Regions from separate parts of the Homo sapiens genome. Here regions 2 and 3 are each linked to region 1. The links are chromatin loops, found by intact Hi-C in ENCODE. Cell type or tissue: HepG2. All regions are shown on one strand. Region 1 has its middle 220 kb from the start of MIR1321. Region 2 has its middle 20 kb from the start of CHM. Region 3 overlaps DACH2 (dachshund family transcription factor 2).

The links. A loop is a pair of places that touch in the nucleus more often than their neighbours do. Peaks named below come from ENCODE experiments on the same cell type or tissue, not always from the same donor. Only the 100,000 strongest peaks of a DNase experiment are listed, where the experiment ranks them.
Region 2: it touches region 1 in a loop (7-fold over the local background); 6 of 110 quality-filtered maps call a loop at or near these places.
Region 3: a loop joins it to region 1, with 14 times the contacts of the local background. A loop is called at or near these places in 6 of 110 quality-filtered maps.

What each region holds. Positions count from the first base shown.
Region 1 is chrX:85,610,918-85,613,417 of GRCh38, forward strand. No RefSeq gene overlaps it. Among named protein-coding and RNA genes, the nearest start is that of MIR1321, 220 kb to the right of the region's middle. In HepG2, a CTCF peak has its summit at 1,204 (motif pointing right); no DNase peak of the experiment used is centred here.
Region 2 is chrX:86,066,220-86,068,719 of GRCh38, forward strand. It overlaps the pseudogene NDUFA5P7. Among named protein-coding and RNA genes, the nearest start is that of CHM, 20 kb to the left of the region's middle. In HepG2, a CTCF peak has its summit at 976 (motif pointing left); a DNase peak (open chromatin) is centred at 942.
Region 3 is chrX:86,170,065-86,172,564 of GRCh38, forward strand. The region is part of intron 1 of DACH2 (dachshund family transcription factor 2); the gene reads left to right. Among named protein-coding and RNA genes, the nearest start is that of DACH2, 23 kb to the left of the region's middle. In HepG2, a CTCF peak has its summit at 1,516; a DNase peak (open chromatin) is centred at 1,497.

The sequences.
Region 1 (2,500 bases):
TGATTGTGGTCATTTTTTTCCTCAATGGCTGAGTACCTTGGACCTCCCTGTTCTTCCTGCTGGCTCTTGTATCTCATGGTCCAATGTCCTTTAAAAACCTGCTGTACTAGAGAAATTATAAATGATCTAAAATTAAGGTTTTATTTACTGAAAAAGACTTCATGTATATGTTAGCAAGCATGTTTTATCAGGATTTAACAAGGTTTCAAACCACAGGTCTCTTGGATCTGTTACCCCCAAATCCTGCTTCCTAGTTGGCTACTAATGTGTAAAGCTGACCTGTGTTCACATAGCATGACTGGAGCTTCTAATACTAGAATGCAACAAAAGGGTAGAAACACTGAAAGAGAATCAGAAAACTTGTATTTGACATAAAACATAACCACAGTCAAGTTTCATACACAGACTCATTATTATCAATATATTGTCTTTCAGTAGCAGTCATGGGCAAACCTTTATGTGTAATTTTGCCCATCTCAGTAAGGCTCAGCAATACCATTTTGATAAAACAGCCTACTTTCACTGGATAGGATTAATCACAATGTCATCTTTACCTTTCAGAAGACTACAGAATGTGAGAGTCTGTAGTGAACTTATAGATCACCTAGTTCTATTCTCTTATTTTACATATGTGGAAGCTGAGGCCCAGAGAGAATTGGCTTGTACAGGGCTACACAGTTAACATAAGACTTAAAAGCCCAGTCTCTGGACTCCCGGACTTGATATTCTTCTACTTTGCCACACTGCTAGGGGCTATCATCTAAAACCAAGCCTGATGAAATGAATATTTATTTTCCCATTTTCATTGAGTTTTTCCTCTATGATCCTCTAAGAAAATTAGTTATCAGATTTTAGCTGAATTACGTTTGACAGTACATAAAATTATGTCTACTTCACTCAGCCTTATAACTAGGTTATAACCTGGTTATAACCAGTCTCGAAATGACTATAGAAAAAAAAAAGGTAAATATTGGCCATTTTCTTTCAAAATGTCTCTGTTGATCCCACTGCCCAAAGATGAAGTCATGAGGCACTATAAAAAATCTGCATGCTTTTTGACAGGTGATTACTCAGAGTGCAGTCTATAAGAAAAGACACTGGGGAGGGCAAAACTTACACCTAGAAACTCATCACTAACAGACTAGCAAGACATGACTAAATAAATTGAGAAGTTGTTCAAGACCAGATATTTCCAGAAGATGGCAGTATAAGGAAGGTCTGAATTCAAAGGGAATTGAAAATTAGATTTAAAAATGCAATGTTTCATTTCATAAGTCTAGTTTTAAGACAGAACCATGCAACTAAAACTTGTATAAAAACAACAGGCACTGATGTGACAAATTAACATAGGTCACCACTGTGAGATTTAGTAGGCAATGGCTATATGGCATTTTAAAAGAAATAGTGATACAAAATACACCCTGTAAACTTTGTTGTAAACACTTCTAAGAAGTCAATAGTGTGTGGTTAAATTAACAGTAAGATGATTTAAATTTTCAGAGGAAGGCTCTAAAGTTATTATATGTGAGTAGACATGCACAGAGTTCATAATGACATCCAACTTTTTTTCTTTGAAGTATTTCTAAAAATAATTCCAGTTGTATTTTAGATTCAGAGGATACATGTGCAGGTTTGCGACATTGGTATATTGTGTAATGCTGAGGTTTGGGATACGAATGATTCCATCACCCAGAGAGTGAGCACAGACCCAACAGTTAATTTTTTTACCCTTGCCCCCTTCTTTATTTCCCCCTCTATTAGTTCCTAGTGTGTACTGTTGCCATCGTTATGTCCATGAGTAACTAACATTTAGCTCCCACTTATAAATGGGAACATGTGGTATTTAGATTTCTTTTCCACTGTTAATTAGCTCAGGATAATGGCCTTCAGGTGCATCCATGTTGCTGCAAAGGACATGGTTTTGTTCTTTTTATGGCTGCATAGTATTCCATGGTGTATATGTACCACATTTTCTTTACTCAATCCAGTGTTGATGGGCCCCTAGGTTAATTCCATGTATTTGCTATTGTGAATAGTGCTGAAATGAACATACAAGTTTATGTGTCTTTTTGGTAGAATGATTTATTTTCCTTTGGGCATATATATAGTAACAGGATTGTTGGGTCAAAGGTAGTTCTGCTATAAGTTCTTTGAGAAATTTCTAAACTGCTTTCCACAGTGGCTGAACTAATTCACATTCCAACCAACAGTGCATAAGCATTCCATTATCTTTGCAACCCCACCAACATCTTTTTTTGTCTTTTTCTTTTACTATTTAATAGAAGCCATACTGACAGGTGTGAGATGGTATTTCATTGTGGCTTTGATTTGCATTTCTCTGATGATTAGCAATGTTAAAGCATTGTTTTCATGTGGTTTTTGGCCACTTGTGTGTGTTCTTCAGAGAAGTGTCTATTCATGTATTTTGCCCATTTTTAATGGGGTTATTGGGGTTTTTTGATTGTCGAATTGTTTAAGTTCCTTATAGATTCTGGATATT
Region 2 (2,500 bases), 460 kb after region 1:
TTTTGTCTATTTCCAGTAATTGTCAGGAGGCTCTTCCATTAACAGTGCCCATAGTTACCTTTGCATAATTTTTCTCACCAGGCTTAGTTCATCTTCAGACTGAAAAAATCACCTCTTTTATTTGGCCACCCTGAAGTCATCAAATATTGGTCTTCTATATGTGGCATTTTTAGGCATTTTCTCAGGAACATCAAAAATCTTTGTGTACAATATTCTTAACCTCTCTTGTGAACTCTCACATACAGCCAATAATTCTTTTACTAATTTTTAAAAGTAAATTCTCAAGTATGGTTTCTAATCACATTTTTAAAGACAGCTTCTACAGTATAGACAAAAAGCACAAAAGGTGTTCAGAGAAGGGAGAGACCATTTTGCACTGGAATGGCAGATAATACGTTATAAAGGACTTTGGGACACCCTGAAAGATAGGTAATATTGAAAGGTATGAGAGTTCAGGGAGAGCTGTAGGAGAAAAGGCATCAAGAGAGGAAGGCATGAGCCTATTAACGGAGGAAACAGTGGTGCCTGGTCCACCTTAGAGGAAGGTTAATACTGGCAATCACGGACTGTTAGATTAGCTACGAGAAAGTTTATGACCTTAAAGCAGCCATTCTGGTTGAATGCTCTCAGCTGGGCTCTAGGAACAGTTGCTTTCAGACATTTTTTTTTGGCAGCATTACACAGTAAGAAATGGATTTTAAATAGCAACACAATACACACATGATGTATTATGTCTACATTTCAAGAAACGCGCTTACTCTAATTACAATCTAAGTGCTCTGATACTTTCTATTGAATTCAATTTCATTTAAAAATGCTGTTACCCACTGAACTTATTGCAGTACCCGATACCCCAGTAACCGGTGTGACCTTCAGTTGGAAAAATATTGTCCACGGAAGTGGTTCTTAAAAAGAGGTGATTTTGCCCCCCAGTGGACATTTGGCACTGTCTAGAAGCATTTTTCATTCTCACAAATGGTGGGGGCTGGGGTGGGGGAGGGCGGAGAGCTACTGGCATCTAGTGGGCAGAGGCCATGGATGCTATTAAACCTCAATGCACAAGTCAGCCCATGTCTCCTCCACCCCCCAACATCAAAAAATCATCCAGACCTAGTTATCAATAGTCCCAGGTTAAGAAAGTCTGTCCTATTCAACATAGTATTGGAAGTTCTGGCCAGGGAAATCAGGCAAGAGAAAGAAATAAAGGTACTCAAATAGGAAGAGAAGACGTCAGACTATCTTTGTTTGCAGATGACATGATCCTATATCCACAAAACCCCATCATCTCGGCCCAAAAGCTTTTTAAGCTGATAAGCAACTTCAGCAGTCTCAGGATACAAAATCATTGTGCAGAAATTGCTAGCATTCCTATACACCAACAACAGGCAAGCTAGAGCCAAATCAGAATGATCTCCCTTTCACAATTGCCACAAAAAGAATAAAGTGCCTAGGAATACAGCTAACAAGGGAAGTGAAGGAGGACCTCTTCAAGGAGAACTATAAACCGCTGTTCAATCAAATCAGAGATGACACAAACAAATAGAAAAAACATTCCATGCTCATGGATGCAAAGAATCAATATCATGAAAATGGCCATACTGCCCAAAGCAACTTATAGATTCAATGCTATTCCCTTTAAACTACCATTGACATTCTTCACATAACCAGGAAAAAAAAAAAACTATTTTAAAATTCGTATTGAACAAGAAAAACAAGCCTGAATAGCCAAGACAGTCCTAAGCAAAAGAACAAAGCTGGAGGCATTATGCTACCTAACTTCAAACTATATACTATATGGCCACAGTAACCAAAATAGCAATGGTCCTGGTACAAGAACAGACACATAGACCAATGGAACAGAATACAGAACCCAGAAATAAGACTGCACACCTACAACCATCTGACCTTCGACAAACATGATAAAACAAGCAATGGGGAAAGGATTCCTTGTGTAATAAATGGTGCTGGGAGAACCGGCTAGCTATATGCAGAAAACTGAAACTGGACCCCTTCCTTACACTGTATACAAAAATTAACTCAAGATGGATTAAAGACTTAAATGTGTAAAAAAAAAAAGTAAAGTAGAAGTTCCTCTTCAAAGACTTTCCTCCCCGTCTAGGAATAAATAGTAACTTCTCTTAGAAGCAAAATTTATTCAAAGACCAGTGCTAACATTTTTTTTTTTTTTGAGACGGAGTCTTGCTCTGTCACCCAGGTTGGAGTGCAGTGGCATGATCTCTGCTCACTGCAAGCTCCACCTCCTGGGTTCACACCATTCTCCTGCCTCAGCCTCCCAAGTAGCTGGGACTACAGGCGCCCCCCACCACACTCAGCTAATTTTTTTTGTATTTTTAGTAGAGACAGGGTTTCACTGTGTCAGCCAGGATGGTCTCAATCTCCTGACCTCATGATCCACCCGCCTCAGCCTCCCAAAGTGCTGGGATTACAGGCCTGAGCCACCGTGCCCAGCGACCTGTGCTAACATTCTTAAATATCTGCT
Region 3 (2,500 bases), 560 kb after region 1:
CTGCTGTGGTTCTTGCAGACTCGTAGAGGTACTGCCTTGATGGTCTTCGACAAGATCTGGGAGAATTTTCTGGATTACCAGGCACAGACTCTTGTTCTTTTCTCTTACTTTTTCCCAAACAAAAAGCATCTCTCTCTCTCTGTCTGTTCTGAGCCACCTAAAGCTGGGGGTGGAGTGACACAAGCACCCCTGTTGCCACTACCGCTATGACTGCACTGGGTCAGATCTGAAGTCATCACAGCACTGGTTCTTACCCAATTTCGGCTGTAACAACTCCCTGGCTACTGTCTCTGTTCGCTTAAGGCCCTAGGGTTCTACATTCAACGGGTGACAAAGCCAGCATGACTTGTGTTCTTCCCTTCAGGACGGCAAGGTCCTCTTGGCCTAGTGTGGGCCCAGAGGTGCTGTCAGGGATTCAGGTACTACAGTCAAAACCCTTAGAAGTCTACCTGGTGTTCTATTGTATTGTGGCTGAGCTGGCCCTCAAATCACAAGACTTAGTCTTTCCCATTCTTTTTGCCCCTTTGCCAATGCAAAGGAGGCTCACTCCATAGCTGCTGCCACCCTAGGCCACAAGGAGGACTGCCAGACTACTGTTGATGTTCTCTTAAGTCCCAAGGACTCTTTAGTCAGCTTGTCGTTGTTAACCCAAAATATCTGAGACAGGTCTCAGTCAATTTAGAAAGTTTATTTTGCCAAGGCTAAGCATGCGCCTGTGACACAGCTTCAGGAGGTCCTGATGACATGTGCCCAAGGTGATAAGGGCAGAGCTTGGTTTTCTACATTTTAGGGAGACGTGAGACCTCAATCAATATATTTAAGAGGTACATTGGTTCAGTCCAGAAAGGCAGGACAACTTGAAGTAGGGAGGGGACTTCCAGATCATAGCTAGGTAAGAGACAAAGGGTTGCATTCTTTTGAATTTCTGATCAGCCTGTTCAAAGGAGGCAATCAGATATGCATCTATCTAAGTGAGCAGAGAGATGACTTTGAATAGAATGGGAGGCTGGTTGGCCCTATGCAGCTCCCAGCTTGACTTTTCCTTTTAGTTTAATGATTTTGGGGCCCCAAGATTTATTTTCTTTTCACATGGTGAATGGTTCCCTATCCTGCTGTAGCTGAGCTGGTATTCTAAATGCAAGACAAAGTCCTTTCCACTCTTCCCTCTCCTCTCCTCAAGTGGAAGGAAAGGGGTGTCTCTCAGAACCAGGAGCCATGCAGCCTGGGGTTATGGGAGGGGTGATGCCAGCACTCCTTTGGCTGTCCCAGTTGGTCTCTCAGTGTGTCATGCCCATGCCTTCCCCCGCAACCACCCCCAGTCCATGTCTCTGGGCCTAGTTCAGCAGTAGGACTTGCCTAAGTGTTGCAGTCTTTATGGCCTAGATTGCCTTTCAAGGTTACTTAGAGACTGAGAGCACTTTGGCCCTCAGTGGTGAGGTTTGCTGATGGCTCAAGTTTGGACAGCTGGGATTGGGGATTCCCCTCTTACTAGGGCTGGTTTAAATGCGCCCTCTATGGGCAGCTGTAAGACGAGTTTGGTCTGGGATTTGTCTGCTCTAACATGACAGCACTGAGTTCAGTGCCTCACAATTGCTGTGTTCTCCCTCTCCCAGCACCCAGAGATGCTCTCTGACCCACATGCTGCTGTTGCTGCTGGGGGATTGGGGAAGGGTAGCATTAGCAATTCAGGACTTTTTTCTATCTCTTCGGTGTCTCTTTCAGTGATATGAAGTTAAAATTAGATACTATGAGTGCTCACTTGATGTTTGGTTCTTATGAAGGTTTTTTTTCTGTGTAGATAGTTGTTAACTTGCATAGCTTTCTATTCGGCTACCTTGCTTTGCCTTGAGAATGAGGTTTTTTTAAAAGGATTAAAATTTGCCTTTGGGTACACGTGTGAAGTTCTTATTGTATTCAGTACTAACTAAGTTCGCATTTCAGGGAGTAATTTGAACAACTGCATTCGAGGTTATTTAATGAACATTACAATTTGAATTCAAGAACACCAGCATGCCATTTTTGTTACTTTTGTAATTAAGTAAAGTTTAAGTATTTACTACAACCCTTTTGTCTAAAACTATATCTGAAAGTTTAAATTACTATCAAGGTTTATAGTTTATATAGTGCTTTCACATATACTGGCTCATTAAATCTGATCCTTAGAAGTGTCTGTTTTTATAATTTTGTGGTGAAATTTCTAAATTTTTATAAATAAATGGCTGATTACAACAAGGCATGTTTGGAGATCACTTAATCTCATTTAGACTTTTTTTTACTCAATGTTAAATCAGCATCATCCATTGTGATAATGAAGCCGATAATGCTTCTAGGAAGTAATAGTATCTCATGGTCTGCAGCAGTTCTCAGGCTGCAAGGTGTATTCACACACTATCTGAGGTTATTCTCACAACAATCCTATGAGGCAGGTCACCCCATCTGAAATGTAAGTGAGAAAATGGAAATGTAGGCAAGTAAAATGAATTACCTGAGGCCTCACAGT